Linked DNA regions of Mus musculus: region 2 is linked to region 1. The links are chromatin loops, found by intact Hi-C in ENCODE. Cell type or tissue: heart. All regions are shown on one strand. Links, peaks and the distances in the headings refer to the core of each region. The heading gives the core; the rest is flanking DNA. Region 1 holds the start of Ppp1r3c (protein phosphatase 1, regulatory subunit 3C). Region 2 holds the start of Gm32143 (a long non-coding RNA gene).

The links. Peaks named below come from ENCODE experiments on the same cell type or tissue, not always from the same donor. Only the 100,000 strongest peaks of a DNase experiment are listed, where the experiment ranks them.
Region 2: it touches region 1 in a loop (2.8-fold over the local background); 6 of 42 quality-filtered maps call a loop at or near these places.

The regions. Positions count from the first base shown.
Region 1 is chr19:36,731,612-36,746,702 of GRCm38, reverse strand. Ppp1r3c (protein phosphatase 1, regulatory subunit 3C) reads left to right here and starts at 10,099. Exons shown (of 2, transcript NM_016854.2): 1 at 10,099-10,150; 2 at 12,349-14,972. The coding sequence starts at 10,137. The coding sequence ends at 13,288. In heart, for the core only: CTCF peaks have their summits at 6,931 (motif pointing right), 8,466 (motif pointing right), 10,040, 11,836 and 2 weaker places; a DNase peak (open chromatin) is centred at 9,952; H3K4me3 peaks cover 2,697 bases; H3K27ac peaks cover 3,832 bases.
Region 2 is chr19:36,530,718-36,545,808 of GRCm38, reverse strand. It overlaps Gm32143 (a long non-coding RNA gene), which reads left to right and starts at 7,008. Exons shown (of 3, transcript XR_386676.3): 1 at 7,008-7,438; 2 at 8,399-8,666; 3 at 11,709-11,886. In heart, for the core only: a CTCF peak has its summit at 7,072 (motif pointing left); a DNase peak (open chromatin) is centred at 10,838; H3K27me3 peaks cover 673 bases.

The DNA of each region.
Region 1 (15,091 bases), core at 3,887-11,886:
ATTTTCTCAATTAGTGATCAACCTGCTTATTGTAGGAGGTGCCATCCTTGGGCTGGTGATCCTGGGTTCTACAAGAAAGCAGGCTGAGTAACCCAGGAGAAGCAAGCCAGTAAGCAGTACCCTTCAGAGGCCCCTGCATCAGCTCCCACCTCCAGGTTCCTACCTTGCTAGAGTTCCTGTCCTGACTTCCTTTTGTGATGGATAGCAGTGTGGGAGTGTAAGCCGAATAAACAAACCCTTTCCTTCCCAACTTGCCTTTTGGCCCTAGTGTTTTATCACAGAGTTGAAGCGCTAAGACACAGGGTATTGTGAATAGTGCAATTACAAACATGAATGTGCAAATATCTCTGTGATACGATGACTGTTAGTAAGGGTTTCCATTGCTGGGAAGAGACACCATGACCAAAGCAACTCTTATAAAGGACAACATTTAATTGGAGCTGACTTCCAGGCTCAGAGGTTCAGTCCATTATCATCAAGGCAGGAACATGGCAGTGTCTAGGCAGATGTTCTACATCTTGATTCAAAGACAGACAGGAGAAAACTAAATCCTCAGGCCACTAAGAGGAGGGTATCAAAGCCTACTTCTTCCAACAAGGACACACCTACTCCAACAAGGCCAGTCTTCCTAATAATGTTACTCCCTGGGCTAAGCATATTCAAACCACTACACTGACTTAGAGGTTTTTGGGTAAATTCCCAAGAGTAATCCCGTTTAATTCGAAATTAGCATTACAGCCAGGCAGGGTGGCACATGCCTGTAAACCCAGCACTTGTGAGGAAGAGACAGGATCAGGAGTTCAAGGTCATCTTCAGCTGTATGGCAAATTCTCGGCCAATCTGGGATACTCGAGACCCTGCCTCAGAAGCTAAACAAATAAATAAGGCCAAATTAATTAAAAATGAACATTATATTATAATTATATTATAACTACCAGGGCTATCATTAGATGTGTAAAAGGATCTAGCATGCTGGATACATAATTTGTTCTTGGTAGAGTGAATGTTCTTCCTTTTGTTCTTTTTCATAACGAAAATCTTTTCAACTACCAATGGTCTGAGCTCGAAAAAGCTCAACCACACACCCAGGAAAGCCAGACCAAGTGCTCTGCTGTGCAACAGTGTCACTTGTCACTCCAGGAGGTGACTGACCTGTTTTGACTGGGGAAGTGTCAGCAACTGGTGGCTCTCAGATCACGCCTAACTTTACTAAGTGATTTAAAAGTTTAAGAGTTGCCGGGCGGTGGTGCCTTTAATCCCAGCACTTGGGAGGCAGAGGCAGGCGGATATCTGAGTTTGAGGTCAGCCTGGTCTACAAAGTGAGTTCCAGAACAGCCAGGACTATACAGAGAAACCCTGTCTTAAACAAACAAAGAAAGAAACAAACAAACCAAAACCAAAACAAAAAACAAAAGTGTAAGAGTTGCAGCAGGGTGTGGTGACATGGGCCTTTAATCCCAGCACTAGGGAGGCAGAGGCACGTGGATCTCTGTGAGTTTGAGGCCAACCTGGTCTACATAGTGAGATCAGGCCAGCCAAGGCTACACAGAGAAACCTTGTTTCAGAAAAAACAAACCATCAAACAAACACCACCTCAACAAACAAACAAAACAAAACAAAAAACAAAACAAAACAAGCCAATGCTTAGCTAATGGAGTACACTTGAAGAAAGTTGGCTTTGAGGAGTTTTTAAAGTTCAGGGTGACATTCTAGAAGAGTCACTGCACTTTAAACAAATATTAAAGCCCTACTGCAAATTGTTGACTCTTTTGGGAATCTGGAAAGATGCTTGCAAGTCCCAGGCTCCTGCGCTGGAACTTTCCATCACATCCTTGGTGTGGAGTAGCCAAGTAGAAATAGTTTTCTGACATGGCTCTGGCCCAGACTAGGTCCACTTTTTCTTCCCAAGGTTTATGGAGACAATGCCCAGCTCTAGTTACAAGGGGGGTAGGACAGTGTGTTGTTTCTGAGTATGAAGGGGCAGCTGGTTAGGTGAGTTTTGTCATATTTAGAGGACCTGTGGTACCTTATGAGTGGGTGGGCTTGCGTCTGCTGAAGGTGCTTTGAAACCCTTCCTGTAAGTTCAGAGCTGAGTCCAGATGTCAGGCTAGAAAACAGAAAGCCTGTGTACTGGACAATATGGGCCTGGTAAGTAAAGTGGCCTGGTAACAAAGACAGCTGCCACATCCCATGGACCATTCATATTTAAAGCAAAGCAGCAGAATTTGATGTCCTAGGACATAAAGACTTAGTGAAACATGTGACCAAACCAGAAGTGTGACCAGCTGCCTAGACACGGTAAAGGCAGTGTAGACAGCTTTGGCCGGCTAAGCACAATCAACCCTGAAGGCCTTTGTCTGGCTCAGAGGGGAGGAAATGGAGATTCACTGAGGCTCCTACTGTACCAAACAGAGCCAGTCTTGGTTCTAATACCTTTTTTAACCTTTAAAAAATATGATTATGGGTTTCATAAATATGTTTTTATTCAAACATATCATGTACTTTGATCATATTAACTCACACACACTCTTCTTTCTACCTATCCTCAGAGAGAACTTCTTTTTAATTAAAAAATTTAATTCATTATATTTTGATCATGTTTCAACCTCTCTCAACTCTTCTCAGGCCCTCCCTGCCCAACTTTATGCTCTTTCTCTCTCTCTTCCAAAAAAACCAAAACCAAAACCAAGCAACAAAAAGAAATACCACATGAAAACAGAATAAAAATCAAAACAAATGAAAAAACCCATAAGACAAAACAAACAAACAAAAAAACCAACCAACCAAACAAAACCCTATAAAATTGATTTCCTTTTGTGTTGCCCACCTACTCCGGGGCATGATATACCTATACCCAGTGAAACTCCATTGTAGAAAACTAATTTTCCTTTTGCTGGTGGGTATTGATTGCAAATAGCTTCTTGGTTACGGTATGTGTGGTGATTTGAGTGAGAATCGGAATAGGCTCGTATGTTTGAAAGTCTGGTTCCTAGCTGGTGGACAGTTTAGGAAGCATTAGTGGGTATGGCCTTTTGGCATGGGTATGTCACTAGGAGCAGACCTGGAAGTTTTAATAGGCTGTGTCATGCACTTTCTGCCTGTGACTTGCAGGTCAGATATGAACTCTCAGTTACTGCTCCAGCACCATGCCTGCCTGCCACCATGCTTCCTGCCATGACGTTCATGGACGAATCCTCTGGAACTATAAGCAATCCTCTAGTTAAATACTTTCTTTTATAAGTTGCCTTGGTCATGATGTCTCCTCACAGCAGTAGAGCAGTAACTAGGACATTTTGTGACCCTATGTTCATTTTCCTCTCTCAATGCTGGGGCTTCATCTGGCTTGAACCTGTGCAGGCCCTGTGCATGCCACCACAGTCTCTGTGAGTTCATACCTGTGTCAGTCCTGTTACATCTGGAAGAGACTATTTCCTTGGTGCCATACAACTCCTCTGGCTCTTAAAATCTTTCTGTGTCCTCTTCCACATAGATCCCTGAGCCCTTCTAGGAGAGGTTTGATGAAGACACCCCATTTAGGACTGAGTGTTCTAAAGTCTCTCACTCTCTGTCCACTGGCTGGTTTCAGGGCTCTGTGTTAACTCTCATTTGCTGCAGGAAGAAATGTCTCTGATGAGCACTGAGTGAGGCATTCACGTAGGATTTTTTTTCCTTCTTTTCTGCTTTTTTGAGACAATGTGTCACTATGTAGCCCTGGATGTCCTGGAACTCACTCTGTAGACCAGGCTGGCCTTGAACTCACAGAGATCTGCCTGCCTCTGCCTCCTGAGTGCTGGGATTAAAGGTGTGTGCCATTACACCTGGTTGGAACTTTTTTTTTTCTTTAAAAGAAAGAAATAAAAAATTTTAATTACAGATTTAAATAAAACCTAATTAAAAACAATTAGAATCCCTAGACAGATGTGTGTGTCAAACTCATATGGAAATGTGTCAGATCCTTTAAGAGCTTAATCCTCTGAAGAGACTGATGCTAAGCTGATCTCTAGAAGCAGGGTAGATTTTTTTAAAAAGAGTGGATTAGTTCTTGGCAGAGCTGGTTATATAAGAGAGAAGCTTATCTCTCCCATTCCCCTCTGTCTCTTGTCCTCCCTTGCTGTGTGATCTGTTGCTTCTGCATGCTCCTGCTGTTTGGCCTCAACTATGCTCCTTCATGGAACACCCTCTGCTGTGTTGTAACACAGTTGGCCTTTGCCAGAGTCCTGTACCATTCTATTTGAGTTTTCTGGCTACCAGAATTAAGAGCCAAGTAAATTTCTTTATATATTACACATTTATTTATTACAAATATATTATATATCTGGCAATTTGTTATAGTAACACAGAACAGACTTAAGACATTCCTACTGACATGTCTTATTTATACATGTTTCTATGCCATCAAACCATTTTGGCTCCTCTCCACAGAGAATGAAAGCCATTTATTGTATACATCTTTCTAATATCCATTCCAAGGCTAGTCAGATGCCCATTTTTTGAACAATCCCCTCTCTCCTTATTAGAAATGTCCTCTTGAAGCATATAGGAAATTCTAATATGTAAGTATGTACATTTATGTATTCTTTTCTCTCACTGCTAATTCTGTATTTGGGTACCAATATTCATTTTGTAAAACTCTATAGTACAATTTAAGCTGATAGAGCTAAAGTACCTTCTTTTTCAGAATATTATTTTGAATATTTTAGAAAATCACTTTGATTTTTCTTCTGATATTTCCTGTGAATCCAGGTATATTTTTTCTAATTTCTGTTCTTCTTTTTTTTTTTTTAAGATTTATTTATTTATTATATGTAAGTACGCTGTAGTAGTTGTCTTCAGACACACCAGAAGAGGGCATCAGATCTCATTACAGATGGTTGTGAGCCACCCTGTGGTTGCTGGGATTTGATCTGTTCTTTTTCTTGAAGAACTCTTTCCCTCTTCATCTCCCAGGTGGTCACATTAAAATCTTTAAAGGGCAGGCAAGATGGTTCAGTGGGTAAAGCACCTGCTTCCAGGCCCGAGGCCATGAGTTTGATTCTTACAACCTAAATAGCAGAGGACCAACTCCTGCATGTATCCTCTGACCTCTACTCAGGTGTCAGGTTGTACACACACACACACACACACACACACACACACAGAGTCACAATGCAGTCATACACACAGAGTCACACAGTTACACACACTCATATACACAGAGTCATACACAGTCACACACACACAGTCACATACTAACACAGACAGTCACATACATAGTCACACACACTCATATGCACATATACACACACTCACACACCCAGAGCCACACACACACACACACACACACACACACACCACACAGAGTCACACACACATACAAAGTCACACACAGTAACACACACAGTCACACAGGCAGTCACAGGGACAGTTACACACATTCACACACATATGCACACACACACACAGAGTCACACACCCAGAGTCACACCCACACCCACATGCACATACACACAGTCATAGACACAGAGTCATACACACAGTCACACACACACAGACAGTTACACACATAGTCACACACAGTCATACATAGTCACACTCATATGCACACGTGTACATGTATACTCATGCTCACATATGTGCACTCACATATACACACATGGACTCACTCACTTGTAGTGACATTTAAATGTTGTAGTGACATTTAAACGTCCTTCAGCATGATTCAGCTGTTACTTTTCAGGCCCCCTGTAACTCAACACTTTTATCCACCTTCAGCCTTCCGTGACTACAGAGACACCATCAAGAAGAGTAAATGACCCCTTTTGTAATGGTCATTCCTGGTTGTCAACTTGATTATATCTGGAATGAACTACAGTCCAGAATCGGAGGGCTCACCTGCGAGATCTCTGAGTCAACCTGGGACAAAGCAAGTCCCAGGTCAAGATGTGGTGGTACACGTCTGGGCCACATCTTCTGCTGGAGGCCTACATAAGGACATTGGAAGAAGGAAGACTCACTCTTATTCACCTGCTTGCTCTTACTTGCCAGGACATCTGTTGGAACCTACTTACTCAGGATTCCAGCCTCTACAGAAGACCAGCTGAAACAACTAGCCTCGTGGGACTGAGCAACTACTAGATTCTTGGACTTCCCGTCCACAGCTGCCCATTGTTGGGGAGTTGTCCTGCAGCACATCTGTTGGAACATCTGTGGGAAATGTTCGTGGGACATTTACATCTACATGTATACTCTTACACACGTGCACAAACGTGAACATGTACACACACATACATATCACACACATGTGTGAAAATGCTTATGTACACAGGAAGAAAGAAAGTAACAAAGAAAGAAAGAAAAAGAAAATGAGTTGGTAACTGGGGGACCCCAGGGTGAATTTCCCACAAAAGGAGTCCAGCCTCCAGGTGAGATACTGAGCAAATGCTTGGACAACCCCACTGTGTAAACCACACAGCCAGCAGCCCCTCATCTGTGGGGTACTTTTTGAGCCTAAAATAAAAGAAATATCTAGAATAGTCTCAAGGGTAAAGGGCTATGGCTTATGACTCCAGGTAACCTCAAGCATGATGCTGGACACCATGCACCAATTAACGAGCCCTGGTTGATAGATTTATTATGGGAAGACGAGTAAGACAAAGCAACGTTTGAGTGCTGCCAAGCCACACTTGGATAGAGCCCACAAACAATAAAATTCTTCATAACTTCTGGTTTAGTCCATCTTCATTGACGCAACACCCAAGGAAAAAACACTGATTCCTTTCCAGTACCTTCAATCCTGTAATGAAAGGCAGTAAAAACCAGCTAGGAGCCTGAAGGAGAGGCTTGGACTATTAAGCTTACAGGTTACCTTGACTTCTTGTAGGAAAGAATACTGTTTTCTGTTTAAAAAGTCCTCTTGAAGTTGAAATAGAAATCTGTTTTGGCAGCATTAATCAACACCAGGGGGCAGGAGCGTAAGCAGAGTCAATACAGCTTTTCTAGGACGGTGGTGGGGCTGGGATGGGGAGGGGTGGGGGCAGCCTGAGAACATTTAAAAAGCTTCCAACGTGGTTCTTGGCACCCAGCTAAGAGTCTCTCTGAATTACTTGAATCTGAAAGCTTGAAAACCTTTTCAAATTTATTTGTTAATTACAGAAGCCTTCTGTGTTCATTGTGTGTGTGTGTGTGTGTGTGGAACCCAAAAAACCAAACCAAAACGAACCAAAACAACAACAACAACAATCTCCAAAAACCACGAAGAAGCAAAACAAAAACATTTTACCACGAGTACTGTCACCATCCCCTAGTAAGCACTAACATTTTGGTGAAGAATATTCTAGAGCCTGTCCCTGCATATCTTTCCCTCCTAAGTAGAATCAAACTGCATTGTTCTTACAGTGTGCTGTTTCATAGCTTTAGCTGGTAATAGTCACCCTTTATCTCAGCATATACGGTTTGCGTAGAGAAAAGGCCTATCCAAGATTCTAGTTTTGGCTCTGACCTAACCAGCCCTTGGCTACCAGCTCTGCTTCCTCCTCGGGGTTTAGATTTATCAACTGTGAAACACAAAGTGTTTGAAGCCAACAATACACAAGGCGCCTCCTGTCTTTATCCTTGTAACTGACCATTAATGAAAGGAAGCCAGAATGGGGCAGACGGCAGTTATCCTGCATGCAGGTTCTGATCCCAGAGAGCCACAACTCTACTTGGAAGGTCCCGGCCAGGTTTCTTGATCTCCTAATGGTTTTCCTTTATCTAAGATGGTATTTATGACAGGCAGTTCCATGTAGGATGCTGTAAGTATTTAACAGATGACATGGTGCGCATGCTTGGCCCATGATAAGACTCAATGAGCCATGCATGGTGGTGACTGCTGCTTCTCTCAGGTACTAACTTTGCTGAGGTGAGAGTAGAAATGAGCACAGGAGGATCGAGTATTGAACTGAGCTCTAACGTGGGATGTTGCTGATACACACAAGTTTATTCCTCAAAGCAAATTTACCATCTCCATATTGCACAACAGGAATCTGAGGCTAGAACTTGCCTGGGTTCAGGTGAGGATTAAAACCCTAAACATTGGCCTTTCACGTGGTCTTGGCCATCTTGAGAGGGGCGTTAGTTCTGCTGTTGGTCAGGTGCTTTATTCAGAAGTAAAGCCCAAGAGAGAGAGAGGGAGAGAGAGGGATGGTCCAGCGGCTAAGAGCACTTGTTACCCTTGGTAGAGGACCAGGGTTTGGTTCCCAGCACCCACGTGGTGGCTTACAACCAATGACAGGGTATCCAGTGCCCACCTCTGACCTCTGAGGGCACTACATGTATGTGGTATGCATACATACAGAGGGGTAAAAAACACTCATATGTCTAATATAAAAATAAATCTTTAAAAAGTCCAATTATCAAGTTTCTTCCTCTGTGATGTTCAGTAGACGTTTCTTTAAAAAAATATTTATTTTAGTTTTACTTTGTGTTGGTTATGTGCACATGTGTGCAGGTCCTGCAAAAGCCAGAGGAGGGCGGTAGAGCCCCTGAAGCTGGAGTTCCAGGCTGTGTATGAGCGCCTGAGCTGGGTGGTACGACCTGCTCTCTGGTCTGTGGAAAGAAGAGCAAGGGACTCCTACCCTCTGAGCCGTTCTCCAGCCCCATAGCATGGTTCTTATTCTTTACTCCATTGTAACAATTCTTGAGTCTGACAGTTACATGACAGAGGAATTTTTTGCACATTCTAATTGGCTTCTAGATAGCCAAGCAGAGCTAGGTCATGGACTTTGTAAAAATAATCAGTATTCATACGCATAGAACAACAAGTAGGGGGAAAAAGGGCCATGAATTTGAAAGAGACCAAGGAACGTAGGAATGTTCGGAGGGAGGAAAGGAAAGGGGGAAGAACAAAAAACAAAAGAAGAAAACAATTTTATATTTGATTAACAGATATGCCTCCCCCCGCCCCTGCGCGTGCGCGCGCCTTGCTCTCTCTCCCCCCAACAGGGTTTCTCTGTGTAACTACTGAAACTCATCCTGTAGATCAGGCTGGCTTCGAACTCACAGAGATCCTCCAGACTCTTGCCTTCAGAGTGCTGGGATTAAAGGCATGCACCACCACACCCGGTCGAACTTTTTAGTTTTTAAAAGTCCAATTATCAAGTTTTTTCCTCTGTGATGTTCAGTAGACGTTTCTTTAAAAAATATTTATTTTAGTTTTGCTTTGTGTTGGTTATGTGCACAGAAGAAAAGAAAGAAATCTCAGCGAAAGCCGCTGGGTGGGTAGGGCATGAAATCAACTGTGATTTTGACCTCTGCCTAAGGATGTCATAACTCAGTCTAGGGATTTGGGCTGTCTGCTGCAATTGGTGACAATGAGCAAGGACAGTAACTTCATGTTGGCCTATAGTTCTCTCTCCCAAGCAGAGAACTGAATAGGTCAGCACATAGTCTCCATTTGCTTATTCAGAGGCAGAGTCTCGCTAGGCTGTACAGACTGGCCCTCTCTGCCTCTGTCTTCAGAGGGAAACACACACACACACACACACACACACACACACACACACGGCCACTTCGTTTCATGGGCTCACGTGTTTTCTTAACATTTGAGTGGCTGTGTGACTTTATTTGTGGAGGAAGAAGAGCCAGCCAACTTCTCTTTGCTTGGGCCAAGGTGCTTGGACACAAAGCAAGGAGCATCACAAGCATTTCAAATAACACAGACACCGGGCGGAGCCACAACTTTCTGAGCTCAGATTCAACTCTGCACAGACCTACGCGTTTCCATAGAAGACCCCGCCAGGCTCGCACAAGCTGCAGAAGGCCAGCTGCGAGCCGTGAGCTACGTGCTGCACGCCAGGCTCCGGGAACACGGCTGGATCCCGCTGGCCCAGGGCTCAGGGACTCTACGGCCGCCTTCCAGCACGCTCTGGTCACATCCAGCCCCGCGGTGATCACGTTCCAGGGGCAGGGGCTCGTGCCCCAGCTGCACAGTGGTTGGTCAGGGCGCACGGCCTTTGATTGGTCGGAGGGACCGGTTCACGTGATCTGGCTTTGATAAGCTGCCTCCCGGTTGCCTGCGGTCAGTCGGCCGGCTGGACCGCGGCGCTGCATCCTCTTAAGTACTGAGTGCGAAGTTGCTCAGGGTGCGGTTGTCGCGGTCGCCGCTGCCTCTCGGTCCAATGAGCTGCACCAGGTAGGTTCAGTGCAACTCTGCGCCCGAATGGAGGGGAGCCTGCAGCTGCGGGGACTTTGGGGGCTTTTGTGGTTTTGTCTTCTCTGCAGATGGGAGACTCCCAGGTTGATGGCTGAGTTGAATCGTCCCGGAGGCTTTGAAGGGATGGAATTTGAGTTGTATTTCTTAGCGCCTGTTTTGGGAATCTACATCTCACAGTAGAAACTGCCTTAGTGAGTCAGTTTTAGCTGGGATTCCTTTGCTGAAGTGACTCTGTTGCCTTTGAGCTCAAAGACCCAAACACTTGGGTGCAGCTTAGTTTTATTGATGAGGTAGTTTAGCCTGTGGCAAAAGGTAGAGGATTTTGCATTTCTTCTTTCCCCACTTCCCCTCTCCTGGTTTGTCATAGAAAATGCAGTCTTAGAGTTTGAGCAAGCTATTATTTTTAACTCTTGGCCAGGACTTAGAATTCCAGGGAAATAGCCCACTACTAAAACTTTCTATAAATGCAGGAGTAAAAAAGGAAAAAAACCAAAAAAACTAAAACAAAAAGAAAAACAAGAACAGCTCAACCAATAAAAAACGAACAACAGCTCCATCAACCAGGCAACCAAGACCATCTCACGAAATGTTGCATCTCCAGTTGTAACTTAGTCCAAGAATTCTCCCTCCCCAAATCCTGCCTCTTAATGGTTGTGAGACAAATAGACTTTGAGGTTTTGTTGCTGGAAGTTTGTAATCCTCTCAGAAAAACCCTAGAGCTATTAAAGTGAGTTCAGTATACATTCTTTACAGGCCACTTTGTGATGATGACCATATACAGGGTGCTGTGCTTAGCACTGGTATGAAGAGAATTCTTCAAGCCAGACTATATTTATGATCAAAATATGTTATATACATATATAAACTGTTAAAGAATAAATAATTAATAAAGCCCCAGACTCCAAAATGGCACCTACTGTATTTCATGTTTCTTTGATTTATAAGGCTGACATTGGAGAGGAAAAACCTAATTCTGTAAGTGTGGAATTATAGTGTGGTTCAAGGGAAAGAAAGGCCAGAAAAGTCTTGATGGATGGTTCTTTGTTTGATGCAAACTATTGTTATTGCCTTCCTACTTGTAAATAGGACCTGCTCAACAACAGGAAACATCATAGAAGCCCAAACCAGTAGATGCTATAATTCCATCAGTCAAAGATAATGAACATCTTAGTGTTTTCCTTTGTAGTTTTCAGTATTTATAAATTCATATATCTTCAGTGTATTTTAAAACAGCTCATTTTCTGGTTATCAGTTTTTAAAACTACTTTATGTTGTGTATATATAATGTACACTGCAGGCTACAAGACAGAGCTATAGTAAAGTGGTTATTACTGGTCAGAATGAACAAGTCTGTTATCCCTGCAGGTAGCTATTCCCTTTATAGTTGGACCTGTCATGGGCATCTTTCTATATGAACTGTAGATTGTTTAAAGTTTTTCCTTTAGTCTGTGAGATGTTGGCTGGTGTTGCAGTTGGTCATTTGTGAAAAAATGAGGATGACTGTGATAAAATGAAAAAGTCATTCTTTCTTTTAACAAGCGTCACCTACTGTCACTCTAAGGACAGCATGACATTTTAAGAATTGCTTCATTTATTGTTTCCCAAGTGGATTACTTCTCCTGAGAAGTAAAACCGGTTCGAGAGCCAAAATAGGAAACAGCAGCCAGAGGGAGCGAGAGGCTGGGACTGTGATAATGGAAGAAGCTGTCTGGCCAATGGACTCTTTTGGGGGAAGCTTTAAGAACATATTTACCTTTCTGGCTCCATGCCATGAAGCTCTACTGTAGTGGTTTTAAGTCCCCGGAATCTGAATTTTTTTTTTCTAAAGGAAAGAAACTTCTCAGGTCTTGTTGATCTGACAGGTTTAAGAACCACTGGCCCAGAACAGAGTACATAATTCCAAGAGCTGTGTCAGACTTGTTCAGATAGAGCCCTCTTGTTTCTCAGATGGAGAAACTGAATCCTCTCTGAGTGTTTCAGGCAGTTTACACATGGGCCCAGCAGCCTGCCAAGCACAGAGCTAGACTGTAGATCTCATCACCCCAGTGCTCTCCTTTTCTCCACGTGATAGCACCTCTCTGCACTGGAGTACTAGTGTGTGTGCATTTGGGACCAGGGGAAGACGACTCCAGACCTCGGTGATTACCACTGTTTTTTTTTTTTTTTTCTCATTCCAGAATGATCCATGTGCTAGATCCACGTCCTTTGACAAGTTCCGTCATGCCCGTGGACATGGCCATGAGGATTTGCTTGGCTCATTCACCACCTCTGAAGAGTTTCCTGGGTCCTTACAATGGTTTTCAACGAAGAAATTTTGTGAATAAATTGAAACCTTTGAAACCATGTCTCAGTGTCAAGCAGGAAGCCAAATCGCAGAGTGAGTGGAAGAGCCCACACAACCAAGCCAAGAAGCGGGTCGTGTTTGCGGACTCCAAGGGGCTGTCACTCACTGCTATCCATGTCTTCTCCGACCTTCCAGAAGAACCAGCGTGGGACCTGCAGTTTGATCTCTTGGACCTTAACGATATCTCCTCCAGCTTAAAACTTCACGAGGAGAAAAATTTGGTTTTTGATTTTCCCCAGCCCTCAACCGACTACTTAAGTTTCCGGGACCGCTTTCAGAAGAACTTTGTCTGCCTCGAGAACTGCTCTTTGCAAGATCGGACGGTGACCGGGACAGTGAAAGTGAAGAATGTGAGCTTTGAGAAGAAGGTTCAGGTCCGGATCACCTTTGACACCTGGAAAACCTACACAGATGTGGACTGTGTCTACATGAAGAATGTTTACAGCAGCTCAGACAGCGACACCTTCTCCTTTGCCATCGACTTGCCCCGTGTCATTCCAACTGAGGAGAAAATTGAGTTCTGCATTTCTTATCACGCTAATGGGAGGATCTTCTGGGACAACAATGAGGGTCAGAATTACAGAATTGTCCATGTGCAATGGAAACCTGACGGAGTGCAGACTCAGGTGGCACCCAAAGACTGTGCATTCCAACAGGGGCCCCCTAAGACTGAGATAGAGCCCACAGTCTTTGGCAGTCCAAGGCTTGCTAGCGGCCTCTTCCCAGAGTGGCAGAGCTGGGGGAGAGTGGAGAACTTGACCTCCTATCGATGAGTTAGGCAATCTACACACTGCCCTTGTCTGATCATAATCCTCATGCAATTCTAGATCTGTATTGCTCAATATTAGGAAGTCGTAGTTACTTTCTATCAGTAGATTTAGGTATGAGCTGTTGGGGCCTGGCTATAGAAGCTATAGCTACTTGAGAATTCATTGTTGGGGGTTTTTGAGGGTGATGCCACCAGCTTTGTTCTGAAGGATCAAGGACAGCCTGGGAACTAGTTTTATACAAGCGACACCTTTTTTTGGGAGGTGCATCATTTCCCTCTCAGTTCACCAGCTTTCACTTTGACCAAGGAAAGGTTTGAGGACTGTTGATGGTGATGGAACGCTGTGGTAAGGGTGTGAGGAATGTGAAATGTATATGCCGAGGGCTCGAGTCAGCGGAGGAGCCATGGTTAAGTGGATATTAAGCCATTGGTGGGAACACATAAAGTTATCTTGTGTTTCAGAATGGGTTCTGCAGGCTTCTCCTGAGGAAATAGCTCAAAGATGGGAAAGAAATCCATTCTATGCATCCTTGTATAGGAAAATAAAAGGATGTTGGATGGTACTGGGGGAGAAGATGAACTGAAGAATCAAGATCTTGAGGGCTAGAGATGTAGCTCAGTTGGTAGTGTGCTTGCCTCGCATGCATGAAGACCTGGGTTCCAGGTCTAGCATCATACAGCTGGGGGTGGCAGCACATGCCTCTAATCCCAGTATGTTATAGGGAAGGCAGAGGCAGGAGGATTAGAAATCCAAGGTCATCCTTGGCACACAGAAAGTTGGAGGCTAGCTTGGGCTAGTCAAGTCCCTGTCTCAAGGAAATGATGATATCAAAAGATCTCAAGTGAATCCTTTCAGTTTAAACATGGTCTACCAGGAACCATGTTTTAGAGAGTGTTGAAGCACATCTGGCTTTGCATTCTTAATTGGATAAGCGGCTTTGTGATGAAGGCATCACTCTTGGGTTCTTGCTACAGAATGCTGCCTGACATCAGGCATGTTGTCACCAGTGACTAGCAGCATGTAGGGACTCCACATCGTGTCAAAGAGAGCTCTTTCAGTGCCTCCATTAAACCACAACACTGTAGCTGTTTAAACCAGTTACCTGAATGCTCATCTAATAACTCATGAATGTTTAGGACCTTATTTGAAGGTCTATTCACTGGTGTCCTTCTGAAATCATCAGGAGGGCCATCAGTGTACACAACTCACGTCCTTCATATTGAAGGTGACTCATCTTTCTGCCACACTTTTTCAATGTGACATTTGAAGTGGGGACTGACACCAGAGTCTCAATGCAAGAATCCAGGACCTTGCACATGAAAGTATCGGTCTATCTCGTGCCTAATTTTGTCTTGCTGTTTTAATTTCTAGTCAAAATGCTTTTAAAAAGTGTAGATATGAATTATTTTGAATGTGAACTGTTTTTGCGTGCGCATAAATCCACTTTGTGGGATCTTGAGGACAGGTGTCCTGGGTTGATTGTCCGGTGTGCATGTACTTTGAGGTGAGTTGGGAAAGTGCAGTGGATTGTAATGTATGTGATCTGCCATGCTGGAAAAACACTATTGGGATACCTCCCCTGTGATGGTATTTGAGGTTTGGCTAGCATCCATAAGTTCTCTGCTGTAAATACCTACATTGTCCCTATGAGCCTCTCACTTTTAGAATAAATGTGCTTGGTAAAAGACCCGAGAATGTTTTCTTTCCCCCCAAACCATAACTGGTTAGATCAGAAATAGAGCAACTGAAGTTCTCCTGTTTTGCCTAGCAACAACCAAGCAAGCTGGTTTGGAGCAGGAGGTGGCT
Region 2 (15,091 bases), core at 3,257-11,256, 200 kb after region 1:
CATGATTACAAGACACGTTGCTAAATGGTGATTGGGCCATCAAATGAAACAGGAAGGACATTTTAAATTTTTCTTAGAATCAAATGATAACAAAAACACAGCAACCCAAATCTATGGATTCCTTGACAGCAGTCTTAAGAGACTTACATTTGAAAAATTTGATCTTAAATAAATAGCAGTGCGTCTTAAGCTCTTCAAAAAGCAATAACAAATCAAACCCCAAGCCAGTAGATGGAAAGAAGTCATTAAAGTCAAGAAAAATTTTAATGAAATGGAAATTTATAATGCAAAAAAAATCTATCTAAAAAAATCAAAGAGTTTGTTTATTGAACAGATACATAAGAAGCAAACCACTTACCCAAACTAAGCAAAAGGAGAGAGGAAAAAACCCTCAGATTAATGAAATTAACAGATGCCAATGAAATTCAGAAAACCATGGGACATACTTTTAAAACATATTCCACTAAATTTAGAAATGGATGATTTTTCTGCCAAAATTAAATGAAAGTAAGATAAATTAATTAAACAAACATATAGCAAGCAATGTGATTGAAGTGACAATCAAAGCATCTCCCAACCAAAAAAAGTCCAAGCTCAGATGGAGTCACCGCTGAAGTCTACCAGACATTTAAAGAACTATGGGTTGGTGAGCAGGGCACTTACAACTCTTATAGAGGTCTTGGGGTTAGTCCCCAGTGCCTATGGCAGTTTTACAATTGCCTGTAACTCCAGCTCCAGGGGATCTGAACTTAAGGACCTGCATGCATATGCATGCACACACACCCATACACATACACACACACCTACACATATCCACACAAACATGCACACACACGCACGATACACACCTACACATATCCACAGGAACATGCACACACACACACACACACACACACACACACATATCTACACATATCCACACGAACATACACACACATACACACACACACATGCATACACACCTACACATATCCACACGAACATGCACACACATACACAACCACACACACATGCACACAGAGAAGGCATTTAAAAAATGAAGAACAGCAATGCTTCTCAATTTATGTCTATGAAACAGAAAACCACAAAACCTTTTTTTTATATAAAGCTAGAATTACCAAGATACCTAAACCAGGCAAAGACACAACTACAAAAAATACCATGCATCAATCTCCCTGATGAACATAGATATAAAAGTTCTCATTAAAATGCAAACCAAATTCAAGAGCACATTAATCACCATGATCAAGTTGTCATCATTTTAGAAGCCCAGTGGTTTAACACATGCAAATCAAGAAACACAGTAAGTACATTGCACACAAACTACTGAGATCACATGGCTATCTCAATAGGAACACTAAAGTCTTTTTGACAAAATTTAACATATATTTCTTCAGGATAAGAGTCCGAGGAATCCAGGAATAGAGGAATATGTATCAACATAATAAAGGCTATATATGACAAACATAACCAACATTATACCGACAGAGGGGCACTCAGCATTTCCATTACAACCAGGAACAAGACAAGGTTTTCTGCTCTATCCACTTTTACTCAACACAGTTTTCAAAGCCTTAACTAGAGCAATAAGACTAGGAAACAAAAGAGATAAACAGGAAAAAAACCAAAGTATCCTTACTTACAGATAATATGATTCCATAGATAAGACACCCTAAAATTCCTCAAGAGAATGACACACATTTTAAGCAAAGTGACAGGATGCAAAATCCACGTCTAAAAAAAAGCAGTAATCTTTCAAATACTAATAACAAGCATGCTAAGGAATAACCAGGAAAATAGTCCCATCACAACTATAGAAAAAGGAAGGAAGGGAGGGAGGGAGGGAGGGAGGGAGGGAGGGAGGGAGGGAGGGAAGGAGGGAGGGAGGGAGGGAGGGAGGGAGGGAAGGAGGATAGGAAGGAGGGAATAGAGAAGAAAGAGAGGAAGGAAAAAAAATGAAGATCCTAGAATTAACAAAACCAAGGAAGTAAAAGACCTCTATAATGAAAACGTCATCATGCTGAAGAAAGAAGTTGAAGAAGATAGTGGAAGACTGAAGAACCTTGCATGCTCATGGATGTTTTCACTTAACAGGATCATTTTCAGTCCCATCCATTTTCCTGCAAGTGACAAGATTTCATTCTTCATAGTTAAACAAAATACTATCCTGTATGCATACCATAATGTTTTATTCATTCATCTTTTAAAGGACATCTAAGCTGAATCCGTGATTGCCTCACATCGTGATCTTTGAGAGTGTGAGTGTACTACCTGAGTGGCTAAAGAGTCAGAAGAGTGTAGTGGGTGCTGTGGTGTCTTCTCATTGGCTGTTTCTCCTTATCTTCCACACCCTCCTGCCGGGTTCTCCTCTGATGCAGAGAAAAGATGTTTTAGGAAAAGAAGTCTCCATGTTAAACGTGAGTGTGCTACTTATAGCCAATCAATGAAAGTCCATCTTTTATCCACAATGATTAATTTAAAGCTGGGGGTTTAACCCAACTCAAGTTAGCAAAGGCAAGGGAAGTATTTTCAGAACTTTTAAGGGAGAATGCTTCTTCGCATAGCGAACTTGGGAGAGAGAGGACAAGCTCTTCTCTCTCTCCCTCTCCTCCTCCCTCTTTCACCCAACCCTAGCCCCTGCGTGGAGGTTCCGGGGAATAAGCTCTGTGGAATAAAGTTGATGCCATTGATGGCAGCAAGAGAGAAAATAAAGAAGACTGGGTTTTCTTGTGTGATTCATGATCCACAGAACTTGACTGACTACATCACCTTCCTCATAAGAAATGGCCTTTATTGCTGTTATTATTATATATAGCCAAAAAAAGTCCTATTTTGGTTATCAACTTTGGGGGTTGGCCCAGGAATCCTTGTGTGACGTAAGCCCTAACAAGTGATTCTAGATGAGTTGGTAGTGAGCCCAGGGCCACGTATTTAGAGAAATCACATTTTCAGAGAGCAAAGGTACTTGTTTCATTAACTCAGTACTCTGAACTATTAAGTAAAATATGTAGGTTAACAAGAGTTTAACTAATCACATTTAATGAATTGTATTTTGACAGCTTAAGTCATTTGTCTATTATATATCTGCCAAAGATAAATGCTCTTGAAACCTAAAAATCATACATTTTCTGCCTTTCCATCATAAATGACTTCATCGCAGCAACAATGACACCAATTTTATGCCTTTTATGTGGCAAAGTAGAGAAAATGGGTCTTAAATAGTCATTACCCAGTAAAAGTGGAGCTGTCACCCCAAATAGTCAACAGTCAGAGCAGAGAGTTTAAACAAACCCAGCAGCTCCTATATTCTTCCCTACACATGAGCTAAGGGACTTAGCAGGGACATCAGCCTTGCAACTGTAAAGAGTTGTATTCTGTCAACAGAGCTCAGGCAGCTGATCCTTGACCTCAGCCTTGTGGACCCCTCAGTAGAGAATCTAACCAGATGTGTCTCAGCTTCTAACCAACAGAATCATGAACTCATACATGACTGCTGTTTTAAGCTGTTAAATCTGCCCTGTTTTTATATCTGTGGGGTGTGTGTGTATGTATGTGTGAGTGTGTTTGTGCACGTGCATGCCATGAGAGCACATGGGGGGGGCTGTTGCATACACTCCTGAACATGCAGAAGTCAGAAGAGGATGTTGGGTATCCTGCTCTACTGTTCTCCATCTTAATTTCTTGATATAGAGTCTGTCATTGAACCTGGAGCTAGCCGGGCAGGCAACAAGCATCAGTGATCCTTGAGCCCCGGCAACCCACATCACCAGGGTTGCAGGCATGTGTAGCTGTGCCTAGATTTGTATGTGGGCATTAGGGATTTGAATTTATGCCTGTACAGCAAGTATTACATATGGAGTCATCTCCTTAGTCTTGTGCTAAATTCGATACCACGGTAAAAAAAAAAATTAATAGAGTCAAGAGCAGAGTTCAGAGTAGAGAGAGAACCTCCATCCACAGTATCCCTAACAAAGTGATGGGGGAGAGGATACTGGAAATTGTGTTAAACACAAACCATTAAAAAAATCTCTCTCTCTCTCTCTCTCTCTCTCTCTCTCTGTCTCTCTCTCTCTCTCTCCCTCTCCCTCTCCCTCCCTCCCTCTCTCTCTCCCTCTCTCTCTCTCTCTCTCTCTCTCTCTCTCGTGTGTGTGTGTGTGTGTGTGTGTGTGTGTGTGTGTGTGTGTGTGTGTGTGTGTGTGTGGTGTGATGTTTTGCATGAATGTGTACCTGTCTGTATACCACTTCCATGCCTGGTGCCTCTGGAGGACAAAAGAGGGTGTCAGATCCTATGGAACTGGGGTCCCCAATAGCTGTGAGCTGTTGTGTGGGTGCTGGGAATCAAAGTTGGTCCTCTGGAAGAACATCCAGTGTTCTTAACCACTGAGCCATCTCTCCAGCCTTTATTTTTAAAACTTCTAAAATCCTTCATTAAGTCGCACACGTATTGTCAAGTGATACTGCGCAGGCTTACCGACTCCTGACACACTGTGTGTCTCTCTGTTCTCACCTTGGCTAGAATGTCAACACCACTGGGCAGCAACCAACAGTCCTTTTTCACCCTATCCCAATGCCAAGAGCGGAGCATGATTCCCAGTAGGCACTTAATGAACATTTACAGAATAAACAAATACATTATTAGGAGTAGAATTATATCAGCCAGCATTACAACAACACTCAGCTGCTGGCAATTATTTATGCTTGAATTCGTTAGAAAGATTATAATAAGCTTCTTTGACTGTGCAAATACAGTTAAGTTGGCCAAATCATTCAGAACATAAATCCAGGACGTCAGGGCATATGCTTTTCGTCCTAGCACTGGGGAGGTAGAGGCACGTGGGTCTCGGGGAGTTCCAGGACATCGTGTTCTGCATAACAAGTTCCAGGGCAGCCAGAGCTGCCTAGAGAAACCATGATAAAAAAAAAGGGGGGGGGAATGAAAAATAAATAAACAAAAATGGCTTTATGAGCAATATAAAAGAATAAAAGGGACACTGCTGCTTTCTTCGGAAAGTCATTTGTATCAGATGGTGTCTTTCTGAGGCAAACACGTGAAGGAGTGTTTTCCTGAAGCAGACACAGGTGAAAGGATGGTCGGCTAAAGCCAGGACGTGAAAGGACGCGTGATGAAGGATTCTTTGCTAATGACACACACGTCTTGGTTCACCTTACATGCATTGTTGAGCTCCACTTGTCAGGACTCCATAGAAAGAAACACACTAAAAACCTCTAACGGTATGCTGGCGGCTTTTTGCTGCTTCTGTGGACCCAGGTCAGTGGGCAGTGATGTCAGCTGATACTACTGACTCACATGGAAGTTTGCTAAGAAAGACTAATGTGCTGAGGCAAGACACATGTGAGGCAAGACCTGTGGAGCACACATGAAGTTTGGAGGGAATATAAATAGGACTCTGGACTGTGGGAGGGGATTGCTTGTAGAGCAATCTATGCAACACTTCTTGGTCTCACGTCTTTGCTAAGAGAGGCACAGCAAAGAACTTCTCCTGGCATCCCTGTTGGCCCTGGTCCCACCGGCTGACTCCTGCCGACTTGACTAAGGTCTGACTGTTTCTGCTAGGTCATGCCACCACTGCTGCTATCACGACATTACTGAACCGGACTGCTGGTATGTGCGTGAAGTGTTTGCAAGTGGATCAAGCTGCCACAGCTGACCGGTGAACGGAACTGCTGACTTCCTGACAATGCAGAAGGGATTTGCTCCAAAGAACCATTTCTAAACAGGTCCACTTCCCCTGTATCCTAATAACCTATCTTTCCCACAACCTCTGGTGGGTGGTGGGCGAGAAGGGAGGTTAAAGCGTTTAAGGACCATTATTAAAAATAGGGTGAGGAAAGAATTAAAGCCAGCAAATAAGTATGTGACTGTGAATTAAATTAGATGTTAGTTCTAAATGCTTATCAAGTCCTTCAGTCATATACAAATCCACTTTTAGAAGTGGTGAGTACAGCTGCTAAGTCAGATGGAGTCAAAACAGACTAAAAAACCAGACAGACAGACACCAAACAAGGTTCAAATTTATAGTTGCTGGAAAATAAATACAATCCCAACCTTTTCCATAAGGAAAGAGACTGTTAGGTTCTACCAAAATTGTATTATATGTGAGATTCTGGGTTATACATATGAGCAAACATGCCTGGCCTTCTAGCGGTTCCAACCATGGCGGGGCCCTAAGGCAGATTAAATACAGTACAAGGCTGTGTGTTAGGTCTTATCAGAAAGATCAAAGCAATGAACCATGGGAGTAAAACTGACAGAGTAATGCTTGTGGCTTTCTGTTTTGTTTTTGTTTTTGTTTTCTTGGAAGGTTGAACAAAGGTCTCTGGGTGAAGGCTTTGTATAGAAGTTTCATCTGACATCATGACAATGGGGGGTAGAAGGTGACCCACCAGAAACCTACCCTTTGTCCTTTGTCTCATTAGTGGCTCTGAATCCATGCCTCAGAAGCAAACTCTGTGTGTGTGTGTGTGTGTGTGTGTGTGTGTGTGTGTTGATGTCTGTGTGGTCGTAGGGACTAAACTCATGTCCTATGCATATGCTAAGCATATGGCAAGTATTCTTCAAACTAGCTATACCTCAAGACCCACCTCAGCGAGAAATACATAGAATCTTCCTAGACTGAAAGTTGTAATTTATTCCATCCTCCTAGGACTCACGGGTACTTAGTCTTGTGTATGTGAGTTTTTCATATACACAGTGGAGAAACATGTGGGACCTTGGACAGTTTAAAAGTGTTAAAGAAATTCTACTGATGTTATCAGAGAGGGCAATACAGAAGAGCCCCCAATCCACTGGCAATTTCTTCTCTCCAGGCCAAGGAATTAATCTACAGGCTTTTTGATTCTCTGGCAAGCCTCTATTGAAAGTGTTCTTTTTATGTAGTGAAATGTCTTTTTGAACTTAAATATAGAACCTATATTTTAAAAGTATGGTGAAATACACAAAGAATGAGAAATAAGATTTTTTTTTCTTTTAAAAAGCTGCTTTTGTGACCCCCCGGGACCCCTTTAGTGGTGTATAGTGGTATAGCGTGTATAGTGGTGAATAGTGACTACATTGCCCTCTAGTGGCAGCCTGAGGTTATTAGGCATAAAACTCGGTTCCCTTTAGGTAGGAAGGTCAATTGATTGTTTCCCAGCGAGGGTGTGCTGAAGATGCTCAGAGGATAAAGACTCTTGTTGATTTCATGGGCTAACAAATCTTCCTTTTGTCACAGCACAGTGTGATAAAGAAACTAGAGCAGCAGGTTGAAAGATGGAGGAGCACTTTGAGGAAGCACTCAGTTCTCCCGGTCTTGGGGCGACTTTTAAAAACATCTTACATTTTTAAAATGTACTATTTTTTTTATGTACCTCATTAGCTTATGTGGAGCAGAGCCCTAAGATGAAGCATTCACCAATGCTTCCCAAAGCCCAAGCACAGGTAGGAAGAGGCAGCTGGCAGTGCCAGTTACAGCTCAAATAACTAGTGTTATTTGACCCAGGCGAGGGGAGGGCATTAAGTGGGCAGGGTAGGCGGGTGGGGAAGATGAAGGGAGGGCACTTTTCCCACAAGAGGAAAAGGAGTTAGCGATGTGAAAAGACTAGGTGTGTACATTTAGATCAAATGGGTCTCCAAGGTCACCAAATCGCCCCCAGCATTCTTTCCTTTGGACACTCAGGAAGAGGTAAAAGTGTTCTGTAGCTCACCCAGGCAACTGGAGTGTCTTTAAGATGTTGCCTCTCTCTAAAGTAACTTAGCCATGTACCAGCTGAGGACAAAGCAAAATCATTAGTTAAATTAGCAGCGTGATTTTAGGAGATGAGTCGTTGCTGGCGGGGACGATCTAGCCACAGGTTTCACTTGGACCAGTGTTTCCTGTCCTGTGGGTTTCCTTAAAGAAAATGAAAAGAAATGAGTGTGTTTTCTAGATCACAAACCCCTTTAAAAATTGTTTGTTTGTCTGTCTGTTTGTTTGTTTGTTTAAATTGCCACCTCACGCATGTGGAGGTGAGAGGACGGACGACTTTACGGAGTTGATTCTCTCCTTACACCTTACTTGGGTTCTGGGGTTGCACAGCAAATGCTTTATCAGCTGGGCCATTTCACTGGCCCAGGACCTGATCTATCTATCTGTCTATCTGTCTGTCTGCCTGCCTGCCTGCCTATCTATTTCGAGGCAATCTTACTGTGTATCCCTGAATGGCCTGGAACTTGCAATGTATTCCAGGTTGGCCTCAAAGTCACAGAGGTCCACTTGCCGCTGCCTTGCTGGGTTTAAAGGAATAAATCCAGGCCCAGTCAAATCCCCACTTTTTAAAGTGGGAAACTTAACATCTTGTTTGTTGGTTGCTAAACAACTTTAGGGTACACTGTGATGTATAACACGTTCTCTCCTCCCAGGTTTCCCCTCTGGGCAAGCCAGCTCTGCAGCAGATGAGGAGGTCTCCCTTTTTCTTAGCTGAAAAGGACACTCCATATACCAGTACGCAGCAGTGCGGGAGAGGACACACATCGTGTCCGATGTGGTTTCCAGGCAGAGCGGCTATGGAGACAGACGTGTTGAGAGGTGCATACAGATTTCTGCTCCCTAATTGAGCAGAGATGAATTATCCAGCCCTGACTACCAGCACGGATGATGAAACAATGCATTTTTAGACTCTTCTCCGGGGTATGTATGAATATGTGGTGTGTAGGACTTTTCCTCCAAGGATAATTTTAGCCCTGAAAACTCATCAAATTATTTCAAATCCTGGCAAGTTTCAAAACATGAGTGGGTGACTTAGGAAAGGTCTATTCTCAAGAAGTAACAATGGTGTCAGCACCATCCAAGGGACTTGAGAAAGAACGCGCGCACACACACACACACACACACACACACACACACACGCTCTCTCTCTCTCTCTCTCTCTTACACATACACACTGAATCACTTTTTCTCTCCCTCTCCCTCCTCCACTCTCCTCCTTCCCTCCCTCTGTTCTTTTGCTTCCCAGAAATTAAGATGGATTGACCACATTGAGAGTTATTTGTATATTTCTTTTCAAAGCCAAGGAATACATTTATATTGGCGTTAGAGACAAACAGTTCTATCCCACAGAAACTCGGACAGAGTTTAGGCTTAAATCAACCAGCACCACCGGAGCTGGAGGGATCACTCAGTGTTAAGAGCACTGACTGCTCTTCCAGAGGTCCTAAATTCAATTCCTGACAACCACATGGTGGCTCACAACCATCTGTAATGGGATCTGATGCCCTCTTCTGGTGTGTCTGAAGACAGCTACACTGTACTCCTATACAATAAATAAATCTTAAACAAACAAACAAACAAACCAACAAACCCAGCACCACAACCATGATTATTGCTGACCAGACACCACCGTTTCTACTTGCCACTTCTCTCTTTCCTTTCTCCCGAGTCTTCCTCTCACAGAACAACACAGTCAACGGGGGTGGTAATATATATCTGTCAGTCATCCCGGGTGGTTTCAGACCCTGCCTTTGCAGGGATGAAAAAGAAACGCTCTAAAGGAATAAGTAACTACACACCGTGTGAGTAGGTCTTCCTACTTCCCTTGGCCTCGTTTTAATTCTCCCTCCTGCCTCCTACCAAACACATCTTTCCAGGTGGACTGCCATTCGCTTGATGGGATTGCTTTCCTTCTGCTTAGCAACTGGCTAGAGAAACATCATCAAAAGACCCCCACCCCTCTCTGCCATAACCAAAGCGTCACTCTCCCTGCCCACTCATCTGTGCTAGAGAGGATTAGACTGAACCTCGGGTGGCAAAGAGCAAATGCTTTGACACCCCCCCCCCCCCAGAGAATTGATAGCCCTCTGAGAACAGCACAATGTGCTCATGAGACAATCAGAAAGCTTCACACAGAAGTATAATAGGCTCTAACATGAATATAATTAATGATCAGGCCGGAGGAAATGAGCCAGCCAGTTAAATAAATATTTATTTAAGCAACTGTGGCAGACCCACCTGCACTCAATGGATTTTTTTTTTTAGCTTCATTAAAAACCTAAATTATATACATCCAAGAGACCAAACGGGTTAATATACATCAGACCTATGTGCAGGTTATAGGTACACAAGCTAAGAGAGTCCCAGCATTAAATTACCTTAAATGCACTCGGCTTTTGTCTACGGAGCATCCGCACCTGTGAATTCAATTGACTTCATGCCTAAATTATTCAGAAAATATTGTGTTAGCAATGATTATTTTCAGACTTTTTTTTTCTTTCTTTTCTCTCTTCCCAAAACCCTAACAGTACAAGGCTGGTGAAGGAAATGAGAGGATAAAGGTTGGAGCTATGCAGATGGTCTTGGGACACTGGCCTGAGGAGGGCCTGAGTAGAGATGGAGTCTTAGATGATGTTGGTTAGGCTATAGGAATCTATGAGATTGCTCTAGTAGAGGTGAGGGGAGACTTGAAACAGAAATCAGACCCTGCCAGGAGCTGGGATGTGAGAGATAATGAAGGCAAGAACAATGAAGGAGGCAGCAGAAATTGGCAGGACGTAATGGTGGTGGGAATAAAAGAGAAACTTAAGTGCTGAGTTACTAAAGAAAAGAAGCTGTTTGCGGCTGCCCCTAATCTAATGAGGTAAATAGCTCAAAGGGCAACTGCCAGTCATGGCTGCTGTTAAGAGCTCCATTGCTCCAGGAGGAAGATTGGTCTAATCTAGTTTAGCTTTTCTTCTGTACTTTTCCTTGAATGCTGTGAATGGAGTTCAGGCGATTCACAGGGGTATCGCCCTGGAAAACCAGTTGGCTGCCAAGACACCGCACAGAGTGACATTCACTGCCGGTGACTCGAACAGAGAAGGATCTGGCATTAGTCCCGTTGGCAGGATGAGGCTTTTTATCCCTCTCTCTTTCCTTTCCCTGGGGCATGGCACACACCCAAGTCCACTCTCGGATCAGGCACGCAGTAAGTAAGGACTAGAAAGGGGTCTTTTGTCAAACCAGACCTTCATCCACCAGCAGGGACTGGAAACTCTTGGAAATTCTTCTATTCCAGGCTAGGAAAGAAATAAAGAAAAGCAGATGGAATGGAGTGATTGACAACCTAGACCGGAAACTAAGGAGGAGAAGGGCTGAGATCAGAGATCTAGGCACAGAGCAATTTAAAATACTAAGAGGTGGAAGGGAACAAAAAACCCCTTCCGTACAAGGGAGGGGCTCCCAGGACCCTGGGAAAGAGGTGACAGTGTGGGTGGCCTTGGGAGTTAAGAACAAAGGGCAGGCGGGGGTGGAGCCCTGGGAAGCAGAGCTGCGGTTAGGACTAGAGCAGATGGTTTGAGCAGGAAGTCGCTGTTCTGAACGTTCTTCTGGACCTGTCATTGCATGAGATTGATCAGCTCGGCTCTGTCTGCATCCAGAGAGAAACTCTGCCTTTCCGCGGAGGCACACGGTAGCCAAAGCCACCGAAATGAGAGGATGAGCCAAGTTACGGATCGCATCTCATAATGAGAAACGCAGGGGTCCACTGCAGAGTTCAGAGTCACCACCTTGCTGGCCAGCCAGGAGAGAAGTCAAATGATGGCCCAAGGGTGCAGATGAGCCCACAACCGGAACACAGGTGGCCTGCCGCATAACTCATAGCATAGAGGCAACCTACGCAAAGACACTTCCCCTACATACAGTGTTTAAATGACTCCAGCAGCCTTTGCAGCTTAAACTTTCCTCCTTTTATTTGTCTAGGCCACTGAAACTACCTGCATCCACATTCACTGGGGGAATCTGAAGTGTCCATATACCATCAAGGTGCTATCCAGGCTTGCCAGAATCAATGTCTTAAGAGATTTCCTGGAATCGGCAGTTTTTAAGAAGTCTGCACGGAATTTATGGACCCTAAATACAGTTGCATGATAATCACTCAGTTTCTTTGCAGTCATTGAGCGGAGCACATTTATTTAACTAGGTTTGTCTGATTGTATTTATGATCCGAGGTCTGAAAAGCAAATCATTTGTCTCTTTCCCAGTTTGGGAACTTGTGCCTATTAAATTGTCAGTGTAAGAGGGGAAGTGGGAAGCTAAGTGTTGGCTTTGTTTAATGCTCTCTGGTCAGTCTTTTGACGGATAATAGGACTTCCCAGCTTTCCATTAGAGCTCAGACCTAGACCTGGCAGCTGGAGGATGTGAGGAAGGCCCTGCCCATTGGGGTTTCTGCATGGAGATAGAGGTAGAGTTAGGGGCCAATGAACCAGTCCAGAGGAAGAGAGAGATAAGAGCTTGGGTAATTCTTCAACAAGTTCTGTCAGTTACTTTTCTGTTACTATGAAGAAACACTAGGACAGAACCAACTTAAAGAAAAGTAGTTTATTTTGGCGTATAGTTCTGAGGAATAAGTGTCCATCAGGCCAGGCACGGCAGCAGGGTCAGGAAGCAGGGAGGTCACATAATTCTACACATTCCAGAGGCAGGACTGCAGGTGGAGTGAGACTTTTCAAGTCTTAAAGCCCACCCTTAGCAATGTATTTCTCCATCAGGGCTGTAGCCTCTCCCACAACAGCGCCACCAACTGGGGACCAACTGTTCAAACACCTGAGCCTGTCAGAGACATTGCTCACTCAAATGACCATACATTGTAACCCTGCCTGGCAGACAGCATGACCTCCTGAGCCTCTCTTTGTTCCCCGTCTCCAAAAGGGTACAAGTTGCTTAGTTTCCCTCTAGGATCACACTGAAGCTCTGCTTCTGCGACCTACTTGAAACAGGCTTCTAGCAGACTTCTCCAGGAAGTTGTGAACTCCCCGGCCTGGCCTTATTTTTGACTTAGCTTTTTCTTCAGCACTGTTTCTGCCATTGCTCGCCCCCCCCCCCCCCCAACTCCTGACAAGAACTTCTGCTTCTTTCTCCCCACAGAGCAACCAGCCTAGGTTTCAGAAAGACCACCAGTTATGGCATAGGGAGAGCCAGGCACAGGCTGGACCTGCCTCTCAATCACTTTCTCCTATGCCTCATGCTGAAGTCTCCCCCTCACTGCAGAGAGCTACAGAAAGATCTTCAGTCAAAGGAAGAGGCTCAGCTGTGCTCGCTTACCAGACTCTCCTCAAAGAGCTGGTTTGGGTGGTTTTAATACTGCCCTTCAGTCCTTAGACATGGCTGGGGTCAGTCTGAGAAAATCAGTGTGGCCACACAGAGGAGAGATTTCTTTTAGGAGATGTAGGGGTAGATGTAGGTATAGGACATGTGGCAGTCTGTTGCATAAGAGATGAAACAGAGGAGCAGGAAGAACAGCTGAGCCAGGGGACAAGTGACACGAGATGTGGCTGGAGTGTGGACAGAGGCCATCCTGATGGGTCCTCCCCTATGCCGTGCTAAATCCCAGAGCTTTATCCTGTTGACAACAGTTACCAAAGTGGATTCTGTATATTTCCCATTGGGGGCAAGCCAGCTAAGCTGCTGCTAGTGCATTTTAAAAGATTATAAATTATAGTCACTAGTAAACATAATTATTGATGTACTTATATATTTTTTAGTCTTAAAAATGGAAATAATGAGCTGGGCATGGTGGTGCACGCCTTTAATCCCAGCACTCAGGAGGCAGAGGCAGGTGAATTTCTGAGTTTGAGGCCAGCCTGGTCTACAAAGTGAGTTCCAGGACAGCCAGGGCTATACAGAGAAACCCTGTCTCGAAAAATCAAAAAAAAAAAAAAAAAAAAAAAAAGGAAATAATGAACCTACCAATTTGTGGTAGCTGGGTGTTTGAAATATGCTCCCCAGGCTGATATGTTTGGACACCCGATCTGCAACCTGTGTCATTCAGGTTGTGGGGCCCATGTGGTTTGCTAGGTCAGTAGGACAGAAACAGTTCATGATGCTCTTGCCTCGCTAGGCTAAGAAGTTCCCCTCAGCTTTTAAGGACCTCAATAAAGGCTGAAATGAACTGGGAACTTCAGGACTTGCTGGTATAGTGAAGCAAAGTTGGACATTTTATTAAAGATATTTAGATACAGGCTTAAGCATGAGAGTTAAAAGGCACTCAGAAGAAAATAAGATATACCCAAGTGGCAGGATGTGTTTCCCAAGGTAGAAACGACGCATCCAAGTGGTGGCTGGGTACAGGCTCTTCAAGATAGAGTATGCAATTAATTCTTAGCCTTAACCATATATACCATTTTGATGGCTCTCAACTTGTATTTCCAATGTTTGCTAAGAAATCATCCCCCCTCCCAATTTTCTTTTCTATTTCTTTTGATAAATAAGGTGGCTCTGAAGATGCCTTGGATGAAATTACAGTCTCATAAGGTAAAGTCAAGAGTCAGTAGGGTTGCTCAAAGGATTTACTGTGTGTCTTTTTCCTGTAAATGGGGTCTCTGGTAAGATTCCTACAAAACTGCTGGTTTGTAGCTTAGAAGAGAGAAAAAAGAGAAGCCACAAGCAGTATTAAAGCTGCTGCCACCATGTCTTCTATGCCACAGTGGACTGTGTCTTAGTGTCACTGTTGCTATGACAACACACCATGACAAAAGCAACTTGGGGAGGAAAGGGTTTATTTGGCTTACACTTCCACGTTGTAGTCTGTCACTGAAGGAAGCCAGGACAGGATTCAAACAGGGCAGCTATCTGGAGGTAAGAGCTGATACAGAGACTGTGGAGTGGTGCTGCTTACTGGCTTGCTCCCCATGGGTTGCTCAGTCTGCTTTCTTATAGAACCCAGGACCACCAGCCCAGGGATGGCCCCAGCCACAATGGGCTGAGCCCTTCCCCATCAATCACTAATTAAGAAAGTACCTTACAGCTACATCTTATGGAGGCCTTTTCTTTTTCTTTTTCTTTTTTTTTTAAATTTAATTAGGTATTTTCTTCATTTACATTTCCAATGCTACCCCAAAAGTCCCCCATGCCCCCCCCACTCCCCTACCCACCCACTACCACTTCTTGGTCCTGGCGTTCCCCTGTACTGAGGCATATAAAGTTTGCAAGACCAATGGGCCTCTCTTTCCACTGATGGCTCACTAGGCCATCTTCTGATACATATGCAGCTAGAGACACGAGCTCTGGGGGGTACTGGTTAGTTCATATTGTTGTTCCACCTATAGGGTTGCAGACCCCTTTAGCTCCTTGGGTACTTTCTCTAG